Regions from separate parts of the Homo sapiens genome. Here regions 1 and 2 are each linked to region 3. Evidence: read pairs that join two places in POLR2A ChIA-PET (ENCODE). Cell type or tissue: CD4-positive, alpha-beta T cell. All regions are shown on one strand. Each heading gives the region's core, and the rest is flanking DNA. Links, peaks and the distances in the headings are about the cores only.

Region 1 (9,042 bases), core at 2,455-7,454, 74 kb after region 3:
ATTGTTTTTAACCACCTACTGTGTCCGGAATTGGTGGGTTCTTGGTCTCACTAACTTCAAGAATGAAGCCACGGACCCTTGCCGTGAGTGTTACAGCTCTTAAGGTGGTGCGTCTGGAGTTTGTTCCTTCTGACGTTCGGATGTGTTCAGTTTCTTCCTTCTGGTGGGTTCGTGGTCTCCTTGGCTCAGGAGTGAAGCTGCAGACCTTCACGGTGAGAGTTACAGCTCTTAAGGTAGTGCGTCGGGAGTTGTTGGTTCCTCTCGGTGGGCTCCTAGTCTTGCTAGCGTCAAGACTAGAAGCTGTAGACCTTTGCGGTGAGCGTTACAGCTCATAAAAGGAGTGGGGACCTAAAGAGTAAGCAGCAGCAAGATTTATTGCCAAGAGCGAGATAACAAGACCTCCCCAATACCACAGGGGATCCTAGCAGGTTGCCGCTGCTGGCTCCGCAACCTGCTTTTATTCTCTTATCTGGCCCCACCCACATCCTGTTGATTGGTAGAGCTGAGTGGTCTGTTTTGACAGGGCGCTGATTGGTGTGTTTACAATCCCTGAGCTAGACACAAAGGTTCTCCACGTCCCCACCAGATTAGTTAGATACAGAGTATCGACACAAAGGTTCTCCAAGGCCCCACCAGAGTAGCTAGATACAGAGTGTGGATTGGTGCACTCACAAATGCTGAGCTAGACACAGGGTGCTGATTGGTGTGTTTACAAACCTTGAGCTAGATACAGAGTGCCCATTGGTGTATTTACAATCCCTGAGCTGGACATAAAGGTTCTCCACGTCTCCACCAGACTCAGGAGCCCAGCTGGCTTCACTCAGTGGATCCCGCATTGGGGCTGCATGGTGGAGCTGCTTGCCAGTCCTGCGCCCTGCGCCCGCACTCCTCAGCCCTTGGGTGGTCGATGGGACTGGGCGCCGTGGAGCAGGGAGCGGCGCTCGTCGGGGAGGCTCTGGCGGCACAGGAGCCCACGGCGTGGCTGGGGAGGCTCAGGCATGGCGGGCTGCAGGTCCGGAGCCCTGCCCCGCGGGGAGGCAGTTAAAGCCGGGCGAGAAATCGAGCGCAGCGCCAGTGGGCCGGCACTGCTGGGGGACCCAGCACACCCTCTGCAGCCGCTGGTCGGGGTGTTAAGCCCCTCATTGCCCGGGGCTGGTAGGGTCGGCCGGCTACTCCGAGTGCGGACCCGCCAAGCCCACACCCACCCGGAACTCGTACTGGCCCGCAAGCACCGCGCACAGCCCCGGTTCCCACCCACGCCTCTCCCTCCACACCTCCCTGCAAGCTGAGGGAGCCGGCTCCGGCCTTGGCCAGCCCAAAAAGGGGCTCCCGCAGTGCAGCGGTGGGCTGAAGGGCTCCTCAAGTGCCGCCAAAGCGGGAGCCCAGGCAGAGGAGGCGCGGAGAGCGAACGAGGGCTGTGAGGACTACCAGCACGCTGTCACCTCTCACTACCATGTCCTCAGCACTGTTCTAAGGCCTGAGGATACAATGGTGAACAAACCAAACATCCTGCTTTAATGGAGCAGGATGGGAATAATGACGATAATCATAATGGTTAATACTTTTTGAGTATTTACTATGGAGTCAAGCATTTATCCTACCCTCACAACAATCTCAGATATTTGATACTATTATTAACTTACTTTATAGATGGTTACACAGAGTTAGAGCAGGGTCCATCTCCATTGTGACTGACCTCAGTGCCTCTCAGCCTCATTATTTTGTAAATTTATTTTTTTTTAAATTTTATTTGTTTTTTGAGACAGAATCTCGCTCTGTCACCCAGGCTGGAGTGCAGTGGCACGATCTCAGCTCAGTGCAATTTCCGCCTCCTGGCTTCAAATGACTCTCCTGACTCAGCTTGCCGAATAACTGAATTACAGGCTCCTGCCACCACGCCTGGCTAATTTTTGTATTTAAAAAATTGGCCATTGGCGGCCGGGCACTGTGGCTCATGCGTGTAATCCCAGCACTTTGGGAGGCCGAGGTGGGTGCATCATGAGGTCAGGAGATCAAGACCATCCTGGCTAACACGGTGAAACCCCCGTCTCCACTAAAAGTACAAAAAACTAGCTGGGCGTGGTGGCGGGTGCCTGTAGTCCCAGCTACTCAGGAGGCTGAGGCAGGAGAATGTCATGAACCTGGGAGGCAGAGCTTGCAGTGAGCCGAAATGGTGCTACTGCACTCCAGCCTGGGAGACAGAGTGAGACTCCATCTCAAAAAAAAAAAAAAAAAAAAAATTGGCCACTGACTGGGCACGGTGGCTCACGCTTGTACTCCCAACGCTTTGGGAGGCCGAGGTGGGTGGATCACCTGAGGTCAGGAGTTGGAGACCAGCCTGAACATGGTGAAACCCCGTCTCTACTAAAAATACAAAAATTAGCTGGGCGTGGTGGCACATGCTTGTAATCCCAGCTACTCAGGAGGCTGAGGCAAGAGAATCACTTGAACCTGGGAGGCGGAGGTTGCAGTGAGCCGAGATCACACCACTGTACTCCAGCCTGGGCAACAGAGTGAGACTCTGTCTCACAACAACAATAACAAAAAAATTGGCCAGGCTCATCTTGAATTCCTGACCCCGAGTTTTCTGCCTGCCTTGGCCTCCCAGAGTGCTGGGATTACAGGCATGAGCCACTTCGTCCGGCCCTAATTTATATATATTTTAGAGACGGGGTCTTGCTATGTTGCCCAGGCTGGTCTCAAACTCCCAAGCTCAAGCCATCCTCCCACCTTGGCCTCCCAAAGTGTTGGGATTACAGGCGTGAGCACCTGTGCCCAGCTTTAGGCTCCTTATTAACAACAGATTTGGAAAGTACATTCTTGTAAGAAAAATTCAAACAATACAGATAAAGCTCAAGTTCTCCCCGCTTGTCCCCATGCTTAGCAGTCTCTCCCTAGCATGCGTTCGCTTCCAGCCCTGTTCCTGTGTATCCACACACTATCTGTCCATAAACATTATTTTTTATTTGAGGGGCTTCCCATACATATTGCTCTACAACTTGCTGCTTTTCCCTTAACATGATGTCCTGAACATCACTCCCTACTGAACATATAGAGCATCTGTCTTGCATGGATGTGCCTAGTTTAGTTTTCCAGTTGTAAACCAAAAAGCACCAGATACTGGTCTCAATCAATTTACAAGTTTATTTTGCCAAAGTTAAGAATGTGTGCACCTGGGAGACAGGTCTGTACCTTTCTCCAAAGATGATTTTGAGGGCTTCAATATTTAAAGGGGAAAGGTCAGATATTGGGGAAAGAGGAATTTTTTTTTTTTTTTTAGACAGGGCCTCACTGTGTTGCCCAGGCTGGAGTGCAGTGGTGCAATCTCAGCTCACTGCAACCTCTGCCTCCCGGGTTCAAGCGATTCTCCTTCCTCAGCCTCCCAAGCTGCTGGGACTACAGGTGCGCGCCACCACGCTCAGCTAATTTTTGTATTTTTAGTAGACGGGGTTTCACCATATTGGCCAGGCTGGTCTTCAACTCCCGACCTCATGATCCACCCGCCTCGGCCTCACCAAAGGGCTGGGACTACAGGTGCGAGCCACCGTGCCTGGCCTGAAAGAGGAAATTTTTAAAAGGCATGGGTAGGTAAGAGGCAAATGGCTGCATTCTTCTGAGTCTTTGATAAGCCTTTCACATGTTAGAGGGGGATAGAGGACTAGTCACTTATGCATTCATCTAGCTCAGTGAATATGCATTTTTACATAAGAAAAAATAAACATAGGGCAGAGGAAGCAATGAGATATGCATTTGTCTCAGGTGAGCTGAGAGATGACTTTCAGTGCTGTCAAAGCCCAGCACCTGTGAAGATAAGCTATAAATTTACATTGTCACTGAAATTCCACACAACTGTTTTAGGGTACAGATTTGGGGGCACACAAGGAATTTCCTAGTGGGCAAGTTGTGAGGGCCAGGCCATATCTAGCTTTTTTATCTTTGTAGTTATCTTGTTTAAGAATAAAATGGGAGGTAGGTTTCCCTGATGCAGTTCTCAGCTTGACTTTTCCCTTTGACTTAGTGACTTTGGGGTCCTGAGATTTATTTTCCTTTCACATAGTAACCTAGAGAGAGACACTCAGAGTATTTCCAATTGTCATCTATGACAATCAATGCTGCCATTCACAACTTTCCCAAAAGGTCCGCAGATCCCCTCCCCATTACGGAGTTGGAAAGTTTCTTCCCAAAGGATCCACGTGATGAAACCAGCGCAAACCTTTCCAACTGCAAATCGAATGGCAGCTGCTTCCGCTTGGGCAAAGCGTGATTTTTTTTTTTCCTCCATCAGTGGATTTTTCTCCAGAGGAAAGCGGAAGCTCCTGGTGCCGTCCAGAAGGTGTTAAAAAAAAAAAAAAAAAAAAACCCAAACGAGAAAACAAACAAAAAAGCTACACATTAACCTATTAACCTGGATCCCGGAGTCCCAGAAAACGGGCCTCTGTCTTTAAGGCGCTTCGGTCCTCTGGGAGTTGTAGTTTCGTGGGTCCTGGAGCGGCCCCCTTCCCATCTCCCTTCTGGATTGCAGCCCCGCTGCCCTTCAGGAAAGCGCTGCCCCGGCCACCCACGCTGGCCTATGCGGTGGCTCCGACCGTGTTTTTTGCCGGACGGGGGCTCGGCCTTGGGGGGGCGCGGAGGTGAAACTACACTTCCCGGAGTGCACCGCGAGGGTCGCGCAGCCTCGCGTTAAAGAGCCCGCTCCGCCGAGCGCCGGGCGACGGCAGGTACGTCAGTCCGCGAGGGTCGCCGCAGCGCCCCTTGCGCCCCTTGCGCCCCTTGCGCCCCCTCAGCTTTCCGGTGCACCCTCCCTGACTGGGAGCACCGAGTCGACCCGCGGGCCGCCCGGGTCCTGACAGGGAAGAGTCCCCGGGAGCTCTGCGGTGCCCCGGGAGCCCACAGGTGTTTCTACGCTCCCGCGTCCATTTGGCCTGGGTCTTCCAAGGGGAGCCCCGCGACCCGGCTGGTGCGGCCGGACCTGCTGGCAGCTGGGACCGGGAGGGATGCGGGCCTCAGAGGATCCTCACCCTGAGGCAGGTGGGGCCCTGGATGCCGGCGCTGCTCTGATTTTACTTTGAGGCCGCTTCTCCTCTCTCAGTTTACCCGGCCAGGGCTCAGTATTATGCACAAATCTCAATGATGTGCTCTTGGGTAATTTACAAAACGATTTTACTCCCAAGTAACTTCTTTCGGTCTGTTATTTAGAAGGCAGCAAGTCAGAGTCCTCCGTGAGCCTTTTTTTCCTCTTTAAAGTTCTAAAATGTGCAGTCCCTGACCCACCTGTCTTCAAAAGGTTCATATGAAGAGTTCTTAGTACTTTATTCTATCTCTGGCTCCCCAACCCTATCCCAGTCTTGGACAGCGTGGGGCTGAGGACACTAAAAAATATTTCAACTTGATCTCAGCAGATGAGGCTGTATTGAAAGTGGGTAGAGGCTGGGCGCCAAGGCTCATGCCTGTAATCCCAGCTACTTGGGAGGCTGAGGCGAGGGAATCGCTTGAACTCAGGAGATGGAGGTTGCAGTGAGCCAAGATCACGCCACTGCACTCCACCCTGGGCGACAGAGCGAGACTACGTCTCAAAAACAAAACAAAACAAACCAACAACAACAACAACAAAAGAACCTTAGGGCCTTAGGGCACACTTTCTCAGGACCTCTTGAGATTGTGTAACTCCAGCAAACTATTAATTAAAAAAAAAAAAAAGGCCGGGCGAGGTGGCTCACGCCTGTAATCCCAGCACTGTGGGAGGCGGAAGCAGGTAGATCACCTATGGTCAGGAGTTTGAGACCAGCGTGGCCAACATGGCAAAACCCCCTCTCTACTAATAATACAAAAATTAGCTGGGCGTGGTGGTGCACGTCTGTAATCCCAGCTACTTGGGAGGCTGAGGCAGGAGAATCACTTTAACCTGGGAGGCGGAGATTGCAGTGAGCCGAGATCGCGCCATTGCACTCCAGCCTGACGACAGAGGGAGACTGTCTCAAAAAAAAAAAAAGCCAGGCATGGTGGCTTACACCTGTAATCCCAACACTTAGGAAGGCCAAGGCGGGAGGATTACTTGAGTCCGGGAGTTGTAGGTCAGCCTGGGCAACAAAGGGAGGCCCCATCTCAACAAAAAATAAAAAACTAGCAGGACTCATGCATAGTCCCAGCTACTTGGGAGGCTGGGATGGGAGGATCGCTGGAGCCCGGGAGTTTGAGGCTGCAGTGAGCTGTGATCACATCACTGCGTTCCGCCCTCTGGTGACAGAGCCGGACCCTGTTTCTCAAAAACAAAACAAAACAAAACAAAAGCCTAGCCTGCCTGTGCTATTAAAGCAATGGCAAAAGCCAAAATTACTTTTGCACCAACCTAATAGCTATGTTTCTGCTTTTTAAACTACAGTTTTCTTGTCTAGAGCTTCAGTGAGATAAGAACCAATTCTTAGGACTGTTGGGTGGGTCATATGAAGTGACACTGATGTGCCTTTGCCATAGTGCCTGAAAAAGCACTCCATATGTATTAGCTACTTGTATCATTTTACCTTTTTTGTTAATCTCTCAGGGGATGTCCCTCAGCCTTGCTTGATTCCCGAGGCCTTCCCTGATTTTTTTCTTCTTCAGGACAGTCTTTAACTCAGAGAATGTTTGAGAGCTTCCAGTCCTTCCTCCTTCAGGGACAGGTTAAACTCTCCTGCTTCCTTGCCTGGCTGGAAGGATTATCATTCATTGAGCCACTGGTGTGTGCCACATACTTTACATTGTATTTCATGCTGAAAACAGTCCTGGGAGGTTGATGTCTTTGGCCTTAAATTTCAGATTAGGAAACTGAGGCTTAGAGAGGTTAAGTAACTGCTGGGCATGGTGGCTCACGCCTGTAATCCCAGCACTTTGGGAGGCCGAGGCAGGCGGATCCCAAGGTCAGGAGTTTGAGACCAGCCTGGCCAGCATGGTGAAACCCCGTCTCTACTAAAAATACAAAAAATTATCCAGGCATGGTGGTGCGCGCCTGTAGTCCCAGTTACTCGGGAGGCTGAGGCAGGAGAATGGCTTGAACCTGGGAGGCGGAGGTTGCAGTGAGCCAAGATTGCGCCACTGCACTCCAGCCTGGGTGACAGAGCGAGACTCCATCTTAAAAAAAAAAATAGATTAAGTAACTTGCTCAGGATCCTACAGGAAGCAGGAAGAGGTAGAGATGGGGACAGAGCCTTTTGGGACTGATACGCAACCCAGGACTGTTCCTCTGCCCCTGTCATTAGTAAGGGATACTCTCCCCACTCTGGCCATGACCTGTCACCTGCCCATGTCTCTCTATCACTATGCTGAGATGAAGACTGGGCTCAGAACTTCTGGGCCATTGGACTCTCTGGGGCATTTCTTTTTTTTCTTGAGACAGAGTCGCTCTGTTGCCCAGGCTAGAGTGCAGTGGCGTGATCTTGGCTCACTGCAGCCTCCGTCTCCTGGGTTCAAGTGATTCTCCTGCCTCAGCCTCCTGAGTAGCTGGGACTACAAGCGCGCATCACTACACCCGGCTAATTTTTGTACTTTTAAAAGAGATGGGGTTTTGGCATGTTGGCCAGGCTGGCCTTGAACTCCTGAACTCAAGTGATCTGCCCACTTTGGCCTCCCGAAGTGCTGGGATTCCGGATGTGAGCTACCACATCTGGCCATTTCAAGGGTTTCTTTCTTTCTTTCTTTCTTTCTTTTTTCCTCAGACAGGGTCTGGCTTTGTTACCCAGGGTGGAATGTATTGGTGCCAGTTTACTGCAACCTCTGCCCCCAGGGCTGAAACAATGCTTCCGCCTCAGCCTCCTGAGTAGCTGTGACTATAGGCACATTCACTGTGCCTGGCTAATTTTTGTATGTGTGTGGTTTTTTGTTTTTTTTTTTTTGGTAGAGATGGGGTTTGCCATGTTGCTCAGGCTGGTCTCAAACTCCTGGGCTCAAGCCATCCGCCTGTCTTGGCCTCCCAAAGTGCTGGAATTACAGGTGTGAACCACTGCACCTGGCCTCTTGCTGTCTTTCAGTGCCTTTGCTTGGGACCAGATATCATTATCACTATCACCTGAATAAGGATCCAAAAGACCCAGGTGTGTTGCAACTTTGACTATAGCGTCTCCTGGCCTCTGTGAAGTGGAGATAATAGGAGATAATAATACTTATCTTGCAGGGTCTAAGGGTGTTGTCAAGATAAAAAAAAAAAATCACAGCACCTTAACTGTGGTCCAGAGTGCTCAGTCCTAGTGGCTATTATTAATTTTTTTTCTTTCTTTCTTTCTTTTTTTTTTTTTTGAGACAAAGTCTCACTCTGTCACCCAGGCTGGAGTGCAGTGGAACAATCTCTGCTCACTGCAACCACCGCTTCCCAGGTTCAAGCGATTCTCCTGCCTCAGCCTCCTGAGTAGCTGGGATTACAGGCACCCGCCACCATGCCTGGCTAATTTTTGAATTTTTGGTAGAGATGGGGTTTCACCATGCTGGCCAGGCTGGTCTCAAACTCCTGACCTCAGGTGATCCACCCGCCTCGGCCTCCCAAAGTGCTGAGATTATAGGCGTGAGCCACCATGCCCGGCCTATTAATTTTAATTTTATTTTTTTTGAGACGGAATCTCACTCTGTCGCCCAGGCTGGAGTGCAGTGGCGTGATCTTGGCTCACTGCAACCTCCACCTCCCAGGTTCAGCCTCCCGAGTAACTGGGATTACAGGTGCCTGCCACCATGCCTGGCTAATTTTTGTATTTTTAGTAGAGACAGGGTTTACCATGTTGGCGAGGCTGGTCTCGAACTCCTGACCTCAGGTAATCTTCCTGCCTTGGCCTTCCAAAGTGCTGGGATTACAGGCATAAGCCACCATGCCTGGCATCCTAGTGGCTATTATTACTAAAATCATCCCTCCCTTGTATTTGTTTAGGCTTTGTCATAATTATAATAGATAATACATACTGAGTGCTTTACATATATTTCCTCCTTTTGTACTTCAGCTCTACAAAGTAGGTTTATTGTAGTGGTTAAGCAAGTGGACCCTGTAGTGGGGAGCATGAATTTAAAAATTAATTAATTAAATTTAAA
Region 2 (10,408 bases), core at 2,354-7,353, 82 kb before region 3:
GTTAGCCAGAATGGCCTCGATCTCCTGACCTCGTGATCCACCCGCCTCGGCCTCCCAAAGTGCTGGGATTACAGGCGTGAGCCACCGTGCCCGGCCGAGAGCCTGCATTTTTAACAGGCTTCAGGCGATATCTATGCTGCTGAGAGATTATACTTGGAATACCAAGGGTCTAGATTAGAGGATGTGCGTCTGCACCTATTTGTTCAGATGCAAAATTTTTAAAAAGTTTGACCCACGGGGGGAGATGCTAATGGCTCATGATTCACCAAATGAGTGACCACTATGTGTTAGTCACTGAGGATCAAGATTAAAGATCTTGCCCTGCCCTCATGGAGTTCCCAGTCTCACCAGGAAGCCAGACATTTAGCAGGAAACAAAGCCCTCTGCGGGAGGCTTGCGCTTGTCTTTGGCCCCCAGAGTTCCTGGGGCGCGTGCCCGAGCGCTGTACCGTCCCCTCAGCTGATTGGCTGACAGGATTTCCAGGCCTCAGCCAATGAGGCTCCGGCTTGGCCAGTGCCAAGAGCAGCGGTTGTTGGAGTGTAACTGCCATGCTCAGCCGCGATGGCTGGGGCTGCCGGGCGCGTCCAAGATCGCGCCCTGCGGCGGTTTCCCATCACCCTGCCTGTGGGCGACGTGAGTATCTGCGAGGGTAGAAGCCAGACCCTTTCCTCCCACGTTTAGGTGCCTTCCTCGCCCCTACTCCTGGGTAGAGGAATAACAATATTTCTCGAGGCTTCGGCCCAAGGTCTTAGCCTTGTGATCTAGAATCCGCCATCTGTGAGGTGGGTACTTCCTGTGATTTCAGGGGAAACTGAGACTGGCTAGGCTCACGTGGGAATAAATGCAGGAGGCTGAATTCCAATCCAGATGCTCTTATTCCCCGAACACTCTTCTTTCCACGCCCGCTTTGGAAACCAGGTTCCTTCTTAGCCGGAGTCTCACAAAGCGCAGGTGTATTGGGGGTGAACTTAGGAGAGTCTGAAACCCCGATGCTATTTTTAAGTTTTTTTGTTTTTTGTTTTGTTTTGAGACAGGCTGGAGTGCAGTGGCATGATCACGACTCACTGCAGCCTTGAACTCCTGGGATCAAGTGATCCTCCCACCTCAGCCTCAGGAGTAGCTGGGACTACAGGCTCACGCCACCACGCCCAGCTACTTAAAAAAAATTTTTTTTTTTTTTTGGTAGAGACGGGGTCTCCCTATGTTGCCCAGGCTTGCATATTTATTTAGTAGAAGAAAAAACACATGCTAAAATCGTGTACGGGAAGGATAAACACCAAATTTGGCATAGCTGCTGTCTTCCTGGGATGAGTATACGGAGATTATCAATTGGACCTTAGTAATTTTATTTATTAAGTTTTGAGGTGGGAATCTAAGTATTTGTTATACCCTTTCTTGTTTGTCTGAAATACATTTTTAAAAGGGAAACATGGAGCCAAGCACAGCTGCACACACCTGTAGTCCCAGCTACTTGGGAAGCAGAGGCAGGTGAACCTCTTGAACTCAGGAGTTCAAGGATATAGTATGTGCTGTAATGGTGCCTGTGAATAGCCACTGCACTCCAGCCTGGGCAACATAGCAAGACCCTGTCTCTAATTTAAAAAAAACCATGCATATGGAAAATAATTTCAGAGGATAAAGCATACTCAATCCACCCCCACCCTTCTAGAGGCCCTCACCAGGGGCAGCCATGGTTATCAGTTTTGTGTGTATCTTAAGCATTTTTTTTTTTTTTTTTGAGACAGAGGCTCGCTCTGTTGCCCAGGCTGGAGTGCAGTGGCATGATCTCAGCTCACTGCAACCTCTGCCTCCTGGGTTCAAGCAATTCTCTGCCTCAGCCTCCCAAGTAGCTGGGATTACAGGCACCCACCACCATGCTCAGCTGATTTTTGTATTTTTAGTAGAGACAGAGTTTCACCATCTTGACCAGGCTGATCTTGAACTCCTGACCTCGTGATCCACCACCTTGGCCTCCCAAACTGCTGGGATTACAGGCGTGAGCCACCGCACCTGGCCACATTTTTTTTTTTTTTAAGAGGCGATGGTTTCACTATGTTGTCCAGGCTGGCTTCGAACTTCTGAGCTCAGGCGATCCTCCAACCTCAGCTTCAGGAGTAGCTGGGACTGCAGACACAGGCCACTGCTCCGGTCTTCTTAGGCATTTTCCATAGTGTATAAAAGCATATATGGGAGCTTGGGGGCTTTTGGGGTGGGGGTTCCTGTTTGTTTTGTACAAGTGAACCTACTATATACGGTCCTGCAACTTGGGCGATGTAATTTTTAACCTCATTAAAATGTTTTGCAAATTTCATTAACCTCTAGCCCTGTGAAACAATATAATTTATCTGGGAAAATATCCCCAGGGTTGCTTCTGAATTGATGAGATGTAGGTCATGGCTACCAAGGTGGTGTTTGCCTTTTTCTTTTTAGCACATCCTCATGTGTAAGGTCAAAAACAAAAAACAAAAACGTCTTCTCCAGTTAACCCTGTGAGAGTGCAGGAAAAAATAATCATAGCAAGTAGAATGTTCTCTGGAACTGCTTTACCCTTTCTCAAAACGTTTTTACTCTTACAGTACTGGTAAAATTCCACAGAGAACCCACCATGGCTTGATTTTTGTTTGTTTGTTTTTATTTATGTATTTATTTGAGACAGAGTCTTGCTCTGTCGTCCAGGCTGGAGTGCAGTGGCATGATCTTGGCTCACTGCAACCTCCACCTCCCGGGTTCAAGCGATTCTCCTGCCTCAGCCTCCCAAGTAGCTGGGACTACAGGTGCATGCCACCACACCCAGCTAATTTTTGTATTTTTAGTAGAGACAGGGTTTCACCATGTTGGTCAGGATGGTCTCAATCTCCTGACCTCGTGATCCACCTGCTTTGGCCTCCCAAAGTGCTGGGATTACAGGTGCAAGCCACCGTGCCCAGTCTATTTATTTATTTTTTTTGAGACAGAGTTTCACTCGTCGCCCAGGCTGCAGTGTGATGGCATGATCTCGGCTCACTGCAACCTTTGCCTTCCGGGTTCTAGTGATTCTCCTGCCTCAGGCTTACAAGTAGCTGGGATTACAGGTGTGCACCACCATGCTTGGCTAATTTTTGTATTTTTAGTAGAGATAGGGTTTCACCATGTTGGCCAAGCTGGTCTTGATATCCTGACCTCAGGTGATCCACCCACCTTGGCCTCCCAAAGTGCTGGGATTACAGGTGTGAGCCATTGTGCCCGGCCTCATGGCTTGAAATTAACTTATTGTTGTATAATATTGGCAAAATGAAAGAGGTTGGGATTCATTTTTTTCAGATTGTAGGAAAATGCCTAGTTTCTTTCTAGGGAAGTAACAAGGGAAGAGAAGCTTCTTTGATTCTAGTTAGGAGAAAGCAGTTCTTTCATTTAATCCTTATTTTACAACTACTAAAAGCCCAAGATATTTCTTCCTATTTATTTATTTGTTTATGAGGCAGAGTCTTACTCTGTTGCGCAGACTAGAGTGCAGTGACACAAACACTGCTAACTGCAGCCTCAACCTCCTGGGCTCAAGTGATCCTCCCACCTCAGCCTCCCAAGTAGCTGGAACTGCAGGCATGTGCGACGACACCTGGCTAATTTTTAAATTTTTCTTGTGTAAGGATAAGGCCTCGCTATGTTGTTGTTTTCAAACTCCTGGATTCAAGCGATCCTCCCACCTCCACCTCCCAAAATGCTAGGATTACACATGTGAGCTACTGTGCCTGGCCAATCCTGGCACTTTGGGAGGTGGAGGTGGGAGGATCACTTGAGCTCAGGAGTTTGAGACCAGCCAGGACAACACAGCAAGATCTGTCTCTATCTTAAAAAAACAAAAGGCCGGGTGCAGTGGCTCACGCCTGTAATCCCAGCACTTTGGGAGGCCAAGGCAGGCGGATCACGAGGTCAGGAGATTGAGACCATCCTGGCCAACATGGTGAAACACCATCTCTATTAAAAATAGAAAAACTAGCTGGGCATGGTGGCGCATGCTTGTAATCCCAGCTACTTGGGAGGCTGAGGCAAGAGAATTTCTTGAACCCAGGAGGTGGAGGTTGCAGTGAGCCGAAATCGTGCCACTGCACTCCAGCCTGGGCGACAGAGCCAGACTCAATCTCAAAAAACAAACAAAAACCCAAGTGCTGAGATTACAGGCATGAGCCACCACACCTAGCTCTATTTAATTATTTTACTATTTTAATTTTATTTATTTTTTTCCTAGACAGAGTTTTGCTCTGTCACCCAGGCTGGAGTGCAGTGGCCCTGTCATGGCTCACTGCAGCCTAGACCTCCTGGGCTCAAGTGATCCTTCCGCCTCGGCCTCCAGAAGTGCTGGGATTACATGCATGAGCCACCGCACCGTCTGTTTTCTTCCTTTTTAACATTCTCCTGATTCTACAACGCTTACATAGGAGAGCTGCAATTCCTCCTCTTGGGGTACAAATTTATGAGTGCAGGTGCAGTTTTGTTACATGCCTAACAAGATTGCATAGTGGTCAAGTGGACTTTTAACCAAATGGGTTGTCAGGGCTGATTGCCAACATCTGGACATTTTAAATTACCAATCTGAAAAGGGAAACAGCTCTGTGCTTGTTTTGCATTTTGGTGACTATTGGTAATGGTTTTCTGTTTTGATATATTCAATCTGTTCAATCTGTATTAGTGCCTACTCTGCCACTGTGTTGGGCGGGAATCTGATTTTGTTCTTTGGTTGGAGATCCAAGTTAACCAGAGCTTAGGCATTTTAAGATAACTACCTCAGCTTGATAGGAAAGCTTGCTCTGCCCGGGGTTGAGGGGTACGGGTCTGAGGGCAACAGAATCGACAGCCTCAAGTGGGCAAAGGGTGGCCAAACAGGAGTGGCCTCCGACGTCACTGTGGCGCGCCGCTTCCGGTCTGCAGCCTTGTAGTGGGGCTGGAGCAGAGCCTGCCGCGAACCCCCGGAGCCCACGATCCCTCGTGCCATCCCTCGAATCCACCAGCACGAGCGTCCCACCCGCGCCTGGGACCATGGCCACTGACTCATGGGCCCTGGCGGTGGACGAGCAGGAAGCTGCGGCTGAGTCGGTGAGTTGGCTTCAGCCCTAAAAGGGTCAGGGGACTAGTTCTGGTCGGAGACTTGGTCCCTGGGAAAGAATGTTTCCCAGGTTGATTAGAGGCTGGATGGGGTGGCGGGGAGGATAGGGATGGAGCCTGGACCCTGAGCTGGCTTTGTTTACGCAGCCGCCTCCGCGTTACGTAAGCGCAGGTGAGTGCTCCTATCGGTAAAGCGCTCAGCTGCCTGTCTGTCTTCCTGGAACCAGGAAGAATCATAGATTGCACCCATCACCCTAGATTGTGTTTTGTTTGTTTTTAATTGAAATAGAGACATGGTCTTGCTAGGTTGCCCAGGCTAGTCTGGAACTCCTGGTCTCAAGCTATCTTCCTGCCTCGGCCTTTCAAAGCACCAGGATTACAGGCTGAGCCATTGTTCCTGGCCGCCCCGGTTTGTAATAGTTATTTTAGGTGTCATTCTCCACCTCTACATTCAGAGCTTCTTTGGCTCAGGGACCATGTCTTTGCTCATATTTGTGTGCTTCCTCAGTGATAAATGATGGACCCAGTAGGTGTGGCAGTCAGCAAATCCTTTCCTCATCGGCTTCACTTTGTTCTTTTTTTCTGGACCTGACACATGGTAAGCAAGAGATGTGTTAAACACTACTGCGTAGAATTAATTTCTCCCACCGAAACACTTTAAATCCTAGTAGGCTTTGAACCTACTTCTGTTAGTACTTATTGCTATGACTTCCTCAAGAATAAGAACCTTGTCTTTTATTTTTTATAGCTCATAAAAAATAAGTTGTATATACACATTGTTTAAAGAGTGAAGTTATTTTAAAAACAACGGTTCCCGCCAATTTTTTTCCTCCCCAGAGGCAACTCCTTTTTTTTTTTTGGAGACAGGGTCACACTCTGTTGCCCAGGCTAGGGTGCAGTGGAGTGATCTTGGCTCACTGCAGTCTCTGCCTCCCAGGCTCAAGCCATCCTCCCACCTCAGCCTCCTGAGTAACTGGGACTGTAGTCATGTGCCACTATGCCCAACTACTTTTTGTATTTTTTTTGTAGAGATGGGGACTTGCCATGTTGCCCAGGCTGGTCTCGAACTCCAGCGTGCAAGTGATCCACCTGCCTCAGCCTCCCAAAGTGCTGGGATTACAGGTGTGAGCCACTGCATCCAGCCTCTTTTTTCTGTTTCTTTCTTTCTTTACATATATTTTTTGAGAGAGGGTCTTGCCCTGTCACCCAGGCTGGAGTGCATTGACACCATCTCTTGCCAACTACAACCTCCCCTTCCCAGGCTCAAGTGATCCTCCCACCTCAGCTTCCTGAGTAACCGGGACTACAAGCATGTGCCAACATATGCAGCTAACTTTTTAATTTTTTGTGAAGACGAGGTCTCACTATATTACCCAGGTTGGTCTTGACCTGCTGGGCTCAAGCCATCCTCCCACCTCGGCCTCCCAAAGTGTTGGGATTATAGGCCTGAGCCACTTTGCCTGGCCCTTTACTTTTCTATAAAATTTATTTTACTTGGAATTCTTAATTGCCTTATGTTTATGCTTCATTTTTTTTTCTTAATTATCAATTCAACCCCAAACTGTCTTCCAGTTGTCTAAGTTTATCTCAGGATGCTTAGACTCATCAAGTATTCTATCAATTCCATTTCTCCTAGGCCTTTAAGTCTGCTTCAAATTGGACTAGTTACTCCTGTCTTTAGAGCACAGTTCATATTGGGGAATAGAGGGAACAGGGCAAATTTCCCTTCAGCCTCATTCTGCAGATTCCTTCCTCCTTTCTCTTGTCTTTTGGATCTCTTGGATCCCTTCCTTTCTGTACCCCTACTTTTCCATCTTTCTTGATTTATTCCTTATTTTAGTGCAGCCATCTGTCAGCTTTCTGGAGGTGTACGGGAAGTAAATTACTTTAAGAATATTCCATGTCTTAAAAAATCTAACTTTGCCCTGTAATTTGGATAATAGTTTGGCTGGGTATAGAATTGTAGGTTGAAAATTATTTTCCTGCCAAATTTTAAATGTATTGTTCCATTGCCTTCTAGATTTCTGTATTTGTTGTTGAAATGTTTGAGACCATCCTGATTCTTGATGTGACTTGTTTTCCCCTTTCTAAGCTTGGAGAATCTTCTGTTTGTCTTTAATATTCAGAAAATTTATGGTAATATGTCTTGGTATGGGTGTATTTTCATCCATATTACTGGCCCCTGGGTGTGGGTACTTTCAATCTGAAAAACTCTTGTTCTTCAGTTATGAGAACTTTTCCTGAATAATTTCATTGCTGATTTCTTCTTCTTTGTTTTTTCTTAATTCCCTCTTTTCCAGAACTCACTTTCTCTCTTTCTTTCTCTCTCTCTCTTTTTTTTTTTTTTTTAAGACAGTGTCTGTCTATGTTGCCCAATTTGGAGTGCAGTAGCTATTCACAGGCAGAATCATAGTGTACTACAACCTTGAACTCCTGGGCTCAAGTGATCCTCCTGCCTCAGCCTCCCTCGTAGCTGGGACTACAGGTGCGCACCACTGCATAGCTTTTCCCAGAACTCTTATTAGATGAATGTTGGATCTGTTGGACTGGCCCTTTAATTTTTTTTTTTTTTTTGAAATGAAGTTTCGCTCTTGTCCGCCAGGCTGGAGTGCAATGGCACGATCTTGGCTCACTGCAACCTCTGCTTCTTGAGTTCAAGCGATTCTCCTGCCTCAGCCTCCCGAGTAGCTGGGATTACAGGCATGTGCCACCATGCCTGGCTACTTTTTGTATTTTTAGTAGAGGTGGGGTTTCACCATGTTGGCCAGGCTGGTCTTGAACTCCTGACCTCAAGTGATCCGCATGCCTCAGCCTCCCAAAGTCCTAGAATTACAGGCGTGAGCCACCACACCTGGCCAGCCCTTTAATTTTTTTAAAAGTCAGGTTTATGGAGGTATAATTTACACAGAGTAAAATTAAACTTTGTTAGTGTACAGTTCTATGAATTTTGACAAAAGCATACAGTTGTGTAACTACCACCACAGGCAACACATAAACCCTCTCTACAAAGAACTACAACTTCTTGTAGTTCACTCCCTCTCCTCACCCTTCTCTGGCAGCTGCTGATATGTTTTCTGTCATTATAGTTTTGCCTTTTCCAACATGTCATAAAATGGAATCATATATATAATATATAACCTTTTGAAAAGTCTGGCTTCTTCCACTTAGTATTATGCATTTAGAATTCAACCAAGTTGCATGTATCAGTAGTTCATTCCTTTTTATTGCTGAGTAGAATTCCACTGTGGATATATATACACAGTTTGCTTATTCTTCTATTGATGGACACTTGAGTAATTTTCAGTCTGAGACAATATGAAGAAAGCTACTCTATACATTAAGGTACAGATTTTTGTATGGACATATGTTTGCATTTCTCTTGGGTAAAGTCAATATCAAAGAGTAGGATTTACTGTGTTATGTCGTATGTGTTTAACTTTGTAAGTTATGTGCCAAACTATTTTCCAAAGTGTATCATTCTGCTTTTCCAACAGCAATGGATGAGAGCTTCAACTGCCCCACACCCTTCCCTGCACAGTATTGTCAGTTTCCTTCATTCTAATAGGTACATGCTGGTGTCTCATTGTGGTTTTAACTTATATATCTCCCTAATGACTAATGATGTTGACAATCTTTTCATGTGCTTATTTGCCATGTATGTAACTTCTTTGAAGTGGCTTTTCAAACCTTTTGCCCATTTTTAAAGTAGGATTGTTTTTGTTTTTAGTTGGGAAGTTTCTTTATATATTCTGGATAGAAGTTCTGTTTTTTGTTTTTGTTTTTGTTTTTTTTGAGACAGGGTCTCACTCTGTCACCCAGACTAGAGTCAGGCTAGAGTGCAGTGGCATGATCTTGGCTCACTGAAACCTCCACCTCCTGGGCTCAAGGGATTCTCCCACCCTGTCTCCAGAGTAGCTGGGACCACAGGCATGCGCCACCACATCTGGCTAATGTATGTATTTTTTGTAGAGACAGGGTTTTGCCATGTTGCCCAGGCTGGTCTTGGAACACCTGGGTTCAAGCAATCCGCCCACCTGGGCCTCCCAGAGTGCTGAGATGGATTACAGGCATGATAAGTCCTTTATCGGATATGTTTTGCATATATTCTCTCAAACTACAACTTGTCTTTTTTCAACAGTACTTTTCAAATAATAGACATTTTCAACTTTGATTAACCTAATTTATCAATTTTTGTTTGTTTGTTTGTTTTTGAGACGGAGGCTTGCTCTGTCGCCTGGGCTGGAGTGCAGTGGTGCCATCTCGGCTCACTGCAAGCTCCACCTCTCAGGCTCACGCCATTCTCCTGCCTCAGCCTCCCGAGTAGCTGGGACTACAGGCGCCCACCACCACGCCAGGCTAATTTTTTTTTGTATTTTTAGTAGAGATGGGGTTTCACCATGTTAGCCAGGATGGTCTCGACCTCCCGATCTTGGGATCCGCCCACCTCGGCCTCCCAAAGTGCTGGGATTACAGGCGTGAGCCACCGCGCCCGGCCTAATTTATCAATTTTTAGATGATTAGTTCTTTTTGTGTTCCAAGATATACACCTTATCCAAGGCCACAAAGATTTTCTCCTGTGTTCTCTAGAAGTCTTATAGTTTTAAATTTTACATTTATGTCTGTAATCCATTTTCCATTTTGAGTTAAATTTTTTCTAATAAGGGGTATGCATTGAGGTTCATCTTTTTTTTTTTGAGGCGGAGTCTGGCTCTGTCTCCCAGGCTGGAGTGCAGTGGCGCAATCTCAGCTCACTGCAACCCCTCGCCTCCGGGGTTCAAGCAATTCTCCTGCCTCAGCTTCCCTAGTAGCTGGGATTACAGGCACCCACCACTATGCCCAGCTAATTTTTGTATTTTTAGTAGAGACAGGGTTTCACCATATTGGCCAGGCTGGTCTCAAACTGCTGACCTCATGATCTGCCCGCCTCGGCCTCCCAAAGTGCTTGATTACAGGCGTGAGCCACCGTGCCTGGCCGAGGTTCATCTGTTCATCTTTTTCACAGAGATGTCTTTTTTTTTTTTTTTTTGAGACAAAGTCTTGCTCTTGTCCCCCAGGTTGGAGTGCAGTGGCGTGATCTCAGCTCACTGCAACCTCCACCTCCCAGGTTCAAGCGATTCTCCTGCCTTAGTCCCCCGAGTAGCTGGGATTACAGGCGCCTGCCACCAAGCCTGGCTACTTTTGGTATTTTTAGTAGAGACAGGGTTTCACCATGTTGGCCAGGCTGGTCTCAAACCCCTGACCTCAGGTGATCCATCCGCCTTGGCCTCCCAAAGTGCTGGGATTACAGGCGTGAACCACCACTCCTGGCCAGAGCTGTCTTAATTGTTCC
Region 3 (7,482 bases), core at 2,483-7,482:
TCCATGACAAATGGTAGGCAAAAAAAGATATCGCAGGAAGGCCCTCCGTGATTCACTTCATATGTTTATGTATTGGTTGAATTATTTTTGTAATTTTAAAAAAGGAAAGGCAAAGTCATTTTATAGCAAGGCCGGATGGAACTGGGCGCCCTGAGTGCAGATGCCATATGTTTCTTCTGCTTCACAGGCTTCCCTCTGGAGAGAACCAGGCTGCCAGAGAGTCTGTGCTGTTCTCAGCAGCACAAACAGTTGCTAGAGGAAAGGTGTTAATTCCACACTCTGAGGACCAGGCTGGCCCAGATACATACTGCTCCTCAAGCCTCACAGAGGCGGGAGAGGGGGACCTCCTCTTGGATTTTGTGGGTTGGTTGTTACCCAGGCATAGACTTGCTGCAGGAGCTGTGATTTTTTTCACAAAAGTAGTGAGAAGGGGCATTGATTCCTAATTCACACTCAAAAGGGAATACTTTTATTTTTAAAAATATAGTTTCAGTATTTTACCTTCCCTGATGCCTCTGACCTTGCCAGACAGTCACAGAAGGTACTTCCTTGTCTGCTGCCTGTGGATGGGTAAAATACTTTTTTTTTTTTGAGACGGAGTCTTACTCTGTCGCTCAGGCTGGAGTGCAGTGGCTCAATCTCGGCTCACCACAACTTCCACCTCCCAGGTTCAAGCAATTCTCTGCCTCGGTCTCCCGAGTAGCTGGGATCACAGCCGTCTGCCACTAAGCCTGGCCAATTTTTTGTATTTTTAGTAGAGACGGGGTTTCACCATCTTGGCCAGGCTGGTCTTGAACTCCTGACCTCGTGATTCACCTGCCTCAGCCTCCCAAAATGCTGGGATTATAGGCATGAGCCACCGTGCCTGGCCATAAAATGTTTTTAAAAAATTTTTTAGCTAGGCTCTAGCTGCTCTGGAGGCTGAGGTGGGAGGATCACTTGAATCCAGGAGTTTTTGAGGCTGCAGTGAGCTCTGCACCAGTCTGGGCGACAGGAGACCCTGTCTCTTAAAAAAAAAAAAAAAAAAAAAAAAAGGGTCTGGTGGCTCACGCCTGTAATCCTACCATTTGGGAGGCCAAGGCAGGCGGATCACCTGACGTCAGGAGTTCAAGACCAGCCTGACCAACATGGAGAAACCCCGTCTCTACTAAAAATACAAAATTAGCCGGGCGTGGTAGTGCATGCCTGTAATCCCAGCTACTCAGGAGGCTGAGACAGGAGAATGGTGTGAACCCGGGAGGCGGAGCTTGCAGTGAGCGGACATAGCACCACTGCATTCCAGCCTGGGCAATGGAGAGAGACTCCATCTGAAAAAAAAAAAAAAAAAAGAGAAAAGCCTCCATCGTGACAAAGGGGTTAAATAAGCAACCAGAGGCCGGGCACGGTGGCTCACACCTGTAATGCCAGCACCTTGGGAGGCCAAGGTGGGCAGATCACGAGGTCAGGAGTTCAAGACCAGCCTGGCCAACATGGTGAAACCCCGTCTCTACTAAAAATACAAAAATTAGCTGGGCATGGTGGTGCGCATCTGTAATCCCAGCTATTTGGGTGGCTGAGGCAGGAGAATCGCTTGAACCCAGGAGGCACAGGTTGCAGTGAGCCGAGATCATGCCACTGCACTCCAGCCTGGTCAACAGAGCAAAACTCCATCTCAAAAATAAAAAAATATAAGCAACCAGGAGTGAAACACACCTGTGGAGGCAGGGAACTCAGGAAATCAAGGAAGAAAAAGGTGTCTAGTAAGTACAAGATGAAACATCACTTACCTAACTTCCCTTCCCACAACGTCACTAAAGCTATGGGAAAGGAATGAAAAAGGTATCAACTCACATGGGCAAATAAATGGAAACAATAACAGCAATAGACGGGAAATTTAACAAAATATTTGGAACACACCCAAAAAACTGGATGAAAAAGCTCCCATTTTAGCAATAAAGGGAAGTAGAATGATATTTATAGGAGTTTTAAAAATCTATTATGGGCTGGGTGTGGTCAAACATTGGGAGGCCAAAGGGGGTGGATGACCTGTGGTCAGGAGTTCGAGACCAGCCTGGCCAACATGGTGAAACCCCGTCTCTACTAAAAATACAAAAATTAGCTGGGTGTGGTGGCACACCCCTGTAATTCCAGCTACTCGGGAGGTTGAGGTGGGTGAACTTGGGAGGCGGAGGTTGCAGTGAGCCAAGATCGCGCCACTGCACTCCAGCCTGGGTGACAGAGCAAGACTCCATCTCAAAAAAAAAAAAAAAAAAAAGCCAGGCGCGGTGGCTCACGCCTGTAATCCCAGCACTTTGGGAGGCTGAGGCGGGGAGATCACGAGGTCAGGAGATGGAGACCATCCTGGCTAACAGTGAAACCCCGTCTCTACTAAAAATACAAAAAAACTGCCGGGCATCGTGGCGGTCACCTGTAGTCTCAGCTACTCGGGAGACTGAGGCAGGAGAATGGCGTGAACCCGGGAGGCGGAGCTTGCAATGAGCCGAGATCCCACCACTGCACTCCAGCCTGGGCGAGAGTGAGAATCAGTCTCAAAAAAAAAAAATCGGCCAGGCACACTGGCTCACGCCTGTAATCCCAGCACTTTGGGAGGCCGAGGCGGGCAGATCACCTGAGGTCTGGAGTTCAAGACTAGCCTGACCAACATGGAGAAAACCCGTCTCTACTAAAAATATAAAATTATCCGGGAGTGGTGGTGCATGCCTGTAATCCCAGCTACTCCCTACTCTCCTGAGGCAGAAGAATCGCTTGAACCCAGGAGGTGGAGGTTGGGATGAGCCGACATCGGGCCATTGCACTCCAGCCTGGGTAACAGAACAAGACTCTGTCTCAATAAATAAATAAATTAAATAAATAAAAATGCGGGTTGCCTGTGGCATGGTGGAAATTGGGCTGTGGAGGCAGGGCTGTGCCAGAGGGGAAAACCTGACTTAGATGCACTTCCCTGAGAGGTGGGGACAGCCCAGCCTGTGGCCACCCAAATGTATCGGAGCCTGATGGATACCTGGAGACATCATGTTGACAGAGGCCAAAGTGGTTACAGGACAGCCACTGCGAGGAGCTGCTACCAGGAATCCTCTCCAATGAACTCCTCTCCTGGAGGAAACTCAAGAGGCGACAACGAGCTGATTTTTAACCAAAATGCTTGTACCCGCTCAGATTTCAGTGTCTTGGAGCGCAGAGTCCAGGAATGAGGTGCCTCCTGTATAGGTGGGGGAGGGTATCTGGGAGTCATCTCGCCCCTCCCATATCCCCCAACGTTCTCAGCCATTATCAGTCACAGCTATCCTACCAGACCCGCCTTCTTCCATCATGCCCATTTCAGAACAATGAAGGACTAGACAGTTTTTTGTTCCTTTTAATTCAGAAAGGGAAGGAAATAAAAAAGTGTGTTTAAATTACTATTGCAGAAAATCTGGCTGGATGCTGGGACCTACCTCTTCCAGGATGGGGATTCATGATTTAATTTTTTTGAGACAGGGTCTTGCTCTGTCGCCCAGGCTGGAGTGCAGTGGCACAATCTCGGCTCACTGCAACCTTCGCCTCCTCGGTTCAAGGGATTCTCCTGCCTCAGCCTTCCAAGTAGCTGGGATTACAGGTGCGCACCACTGCGCCTGGCTAATTTTTGTATTTTTTTTTTTTTTTGGTAGAGACGAGGTTTCACCATATTGGCCAGGCTGGTCTCGAACTCCTGACCTTAAGTATTAAGTAATCCGCCCGCCTTGGCCTCCCAAAGTGCTGGGATGACAGGTGTGAGCCACCGTACCTGGCGGGATTCATGATTTAAAGCAAAAGAAAAAAAAGAAATAAATTATTCTGCTCAATACTGTTTGGCATAATTGCATTGCTTTTCATCAACACTCAAAACAGCCTCTTCAGGAAGCACTGAGATGGGAGTGGCAAGACTGGCTGAGGCCTAGCTCTCTAAAACGGTGGGGGAGGGGGGAGCGCCCTGAGAGAGGCATTCTACTAACCCCACCCCAATCACCCCTATTTTTACTCTTTCTACTTTCGGAATTGGAAAGAACGACACTCGAGCTAGGTTCCAATATATTAACTTTCAGGGGCCCACTGCCCATCCCAACCCTCCCCTAACAAAGTCCCCTGCCGGTCCCTGTTCCCTCAGCCAGCTGCAGGAACCTACCAACGGCCAGGAAGCTGCCTGGTGGTGTCAACTAAGAAAAGGGGGAGCATCTGCGCCGTCACTGTTGGGGAGGGGGCTCTATTAGTGGTTTGAGAGCTTCACAGAAGCCTTCCCCCTCCTAAACCTCCCCAGCTTCGAAGGGGGAGAATTCCACCAGCAGCCCCGTCAGGGACCTAAGCTGGGTTCAGCCATGCAAGCAGCTTCCAGGTGGAACCCCGGCCGCGAGCTTCCCAGCCCTTCTAGAGCGGGAGATGGAGAGCAGGGTGGAGGCAGGCGGCTTGCGGCGCGCAAGTCTCCTCTTCCCCGGCCGGCTCCCGGCTGCGAGCTCTGCCAGCTCAGAATTTGCAAAGAATCTGCGGTTTGGCCACCCACGGCAGCTTCAGCTTAACCAAAGAATGAGCCCCAGGCAAAGTTACCCCCAGGCAAGAGGCGATGGGTGGAGGAGGAGGTACATGCAGCGGGCAGCCGGGCCCATAGCCAGCCTCCTTCCGCCGTGCAGCCCCCTCCCCAGGGGCCAGAGCCGGCCGAAGACTGGGGGTAGGGACGGAGTCGGGGGACGGGATTTTTTTCCAGAGCAACAGGTAGGCTGGTGAGGAGGCCTCCGGCCCAGGGAGAGGCGCTGAGAAGGCTGCGGGTGAACGGGAGGGTCGAGGGCACACGTGAGTGACAGCACCTTGCACTGAAGGGGACAGGGCTTCCTCGAGCTCTGCCCTGTCCCCTCCACCTGTCCGGAGTTCGGCCCGGGAGCACCCCACCCCGCAGAGGGCGCCACTCCCGGCTTCCTGGAGACGCAGGAAGCCCTGGGGGCGCAGCCATCCCACAGCGCGGCCGAGGTGGGACTGGGGGTCCCGCAGCGACCGCTTTTCTTTGGTGGGTCTGCACGCACCTATCCGGGCAGGCGGGGAAAGGGGCCGGGCGGCCACCTATCTCCTGAGGCCCGCAAAGACCGCCCGCTCTCCTCCAGGTCTGGCCAGCTACTAAGACGATCCTCCGCCCGAGGCTGACGGAAGTGCTTCGCCGAGGCCCGCGCCATGCTCTCCTCCTCAGAAAGCGTGAAAGAAAACCCTAACCCAAAGCATGAGGGAGTGGGGATTGAGCGGCCGCTGGCCCGCCCCCGAAGGCCATTGATTGGAGGAGACTGGACACAGCGCCGGAAGTTTTCCTTGAGTCACATGATTGGCTGGGAGAAACAGAAGCTCCGCCCGACCGCAGCGCAGATTGGTGCCAGGCCCGGCCGGTCCCCCAGTCTCGTGATTGGCGGGGCACAGCAGACGCCCCTGGGCTGCAGCATGATTGGTCGCGGGTTGCTGGTCCTGGGTCCCGGGCCGGAGCCCCGGTGCCCGATAGATGGGCCGGAAGGGTCGCGGCGAGGCCCGGCTCAGTTGCCCCGGTAGACTTCGATCTTGCTGGCCTTGGCCAGCATGTCGATGATGTGGGCCTCGAAGTCCGCGTCGTGCACGCCAGTCTTCCGGAACTCGCCCGCGTACCGGTTGTTCTCCCAGTAGTGGTGCCAGTTGCCCCGGCTGTCGGCCCCGAACCCGTACACGTTCACCTGCGGGGAAGCGCAGCGGAGCGTCACCCCAGGCGGGGACCTGGAGGATGGCGCGGGGCGGGCTCGGGATGACAGGGAGGAGAGGGGACGGGAGGCCCCGGGGAGATGCAGGAGCCCCCAGGCCTGGCCTAAGGACATGGACTCACATGGGGACACCACCTTCCCTTTGCAGCCCTTGCAAATTCCTCCTTTTTTTTTTTTTTTTTTTTAATGGAGTACTTTGATCAGCACCACTCAGTGAAGCACTTGCCGGGCCTCAGCCCTGCTCTTCATTGCAAGGCAGCCCTGGCCACTGGTGGAACGGGTTCTCTGAACGACTGAGTTCCATTTTTACACGAAGTAGGCCTGGGGCTCAGAGCTGGTGGGGGCAGTCGTCCAGCTGAAATTCAACTACATACACTCTCCATTCTATTTATGTTTTTTTTTCTTTTCTTTTTCAAGACAGCGTCTCATTCTGTCGCCCAGGCTGGAGTGCAATGCCGCTATCTCGGCTCACTGCAACCTACGCCTCCTGGGTTCAAGCGATTTTCCTGACTCAGCCTCCCGAGTAGCTAAGATTACAGGCGTGCCCCAACACGCCTGGCTAATTTTTTGTACTTTTAGTAGAGATGGGGCTTCACCATGTTGGCCAGGCTGGTCTTGAACTCCTGACCTCAAGTAATCCGCCCGCCTCAGCTTCCCAAAGTGCTGGGATTACAGGCGTCAGCCACCGCGCACGGCCAATAACTTTTTAATGAAGAGATTTTGGATTTGGTAGAATCATGAAAGCAGAAACGTTTGGGAAAGGCATATCTATACTTTACAGCCTAGAGATGGGGGAAACCAAGGCCACATGGATTCTGCCTACAGAAGCACATTCCTCTGTTAGCCTGCTAAGACCCGAGAAGGCCTGCACTCCTCTGTTCCATGGGTTCCCACCACCCACACCACGGGCCTACCCACCTCATCACACACATGCAGGGCAAAGAAAAGCACCAGCATCCCCGTGGAAGGGTACCGCCCGTGATGCTCTGTCCACCTGTCGTGGATATACTTGAAGAAGGCTGGGTTGTAGATCTGGACCTGGGAGGAGAAGGGATGACAGGTATATGAGGGGTTTAGGGGCAGAGATTCAGGCTAGACTGAGCAGCTTCTACTTGTCTATGCCTGTCAGAGACCTGTGCGTCTGTGTCTCCTGAATCGTGTGGCACCTGCTAGGGTCAGGCATCTCGGCAGATGGGGACCCTGAGGTTCTGCAGGGGAAATGGAACACCTGAGCTACAGGACCAGGCACACAGGCTGGGCCAGCACTGTTTCCACTGAGGTGGGGAAGAAGTGGGGAGCTTACCTTTTCTTTATCCACTCGAAGGAAGGACTTCACTGGGGCGTAGGTGCTGTAAGCAAAAAGAAAGAAAGATAACATTTCAGGCTGGGCACGGTGGCTCACACCTGTAATCCCAGCACTTTGGGAGGCTGAGGCAGGTGGATCACCTGAGGCCAGGAGTTCGAGGCCAGCCGGATCACCTGAGGCCAGGAGTTTGAGGCCAGCCTGACCAACATAGTGAAACCCCATCTCTACTAAAAAAACAAAAATTAGCTGGGTGTGGTGGAGCACAGCTGTTATCCCAGCTACTTGGGAGGCTGAGGTTTCAGTGCGCCGAGATCACACCACTGCACTCCAGCCTGGGTGACAGAGTGAGACTGTCAAAAAAAAAAAGGAAAGGAAAGGAAAGGAAAGGAGAGGGGTGGGGAGGGGAAGGGAAAGGGAAGGAAGGGAAAGGAGAAAGGAAAAGAAGGGAAAGGAGAAAGG

Evidence for each region. Peaks named below come from ENCODE experiments on the same cell type or tissue, not always from the same donor. Only the 100,000 strongest peaks of a DNase experiment are listed, where the experiment ranks them.
Region 1: POLR2A ChIA-PET joins it to region 3 with 65 read pairs; 29 of 35 experiments call an interaction of 5 or more read pairs at or near these places.
Region 2: POLR2A ChIA-PET joins it to region 3 with 26 read pairs; 20 of 35 experiments call an interaction of 5 or more read pairs at or near these places.

Annotation. Positions count from the first base shown.
Region 1 is chr16:70,449,913-70,458,954 of GRCh38, forward strand. It overlaps FCSK (fucose kinase), which reads left to right and starts at 4,683. Exons shown (of 24, transcript NM_145059.3): 1 at 4,683-4,718. LOC124903708 (a long non-coding RNA gene) reads right to left here and starts at 4,624. Exons shown (of 2, transcript XR_007065104.1): 1 at 4,406-4,624; 2 at 3,125-3,555. In CD4-positive, alpha-beta T cell, for the core only: no CTCF peak of the experiment used is centred there; DNase peaks (open chromatin) are centred at 4,449 and 4,699; H3K4me3 peaks cover 1,829 bases; H3K27ac peaks cover 446 bases.
Region 2 is chr16:70,294,285-70,304,692 of GRCh38, forward strand. It overlaps DDX19B (DEAD-box helicase 19B), which reads left to right and starts at 4,902. Exons shown (of 12, transcript NM_007242.7): 1 at 4,902-5,070. The coding sequence starts at 5,014. RefSeq lists enhancers at 4,722-5,016, 4,748-4,977. In CD4-positive, alpha-beta T cell, for the core only: no CTCF peak of the experiment used is centred there; DNase peaks (open chromatin) are centred at 4,947 and 5,237; H3K4me3 peaks cover 1,640 bases; H3K27ac peaks cover 1,376 bases.
Region 3 is chr16:70,376,170-70,383,651 of GRCh38, forward strand. It overlaps ST3GAL2 (ST3 beta-galactoside alpha-2,3-sialyltransferase 2), which reads right to left. Exons shown (of 7, transcript NM_006927.4): 5 at 7,021-7,066; 6 at 6,636-6,755; 7 at 1-5,693. The coding sequence ends at 5,520. Among named protein-coding and RNA genes, the nearest start is that of DDX19A, 33 kb to the left of the region's middle. RefSeq lists enhancers at 5,093-5,262, 5,293-5,352. In CD4-positive, alpha-beta T cell, for the core only: a CTCF peak has its summit at 4,934 (motif pointing right); DNase peaks (open chromatin) are centred at 3,922, 4,492 and 5,302; H3K4me3 peaks cover 2,459 bases; H3K27ac peaks cover 2,590 bases.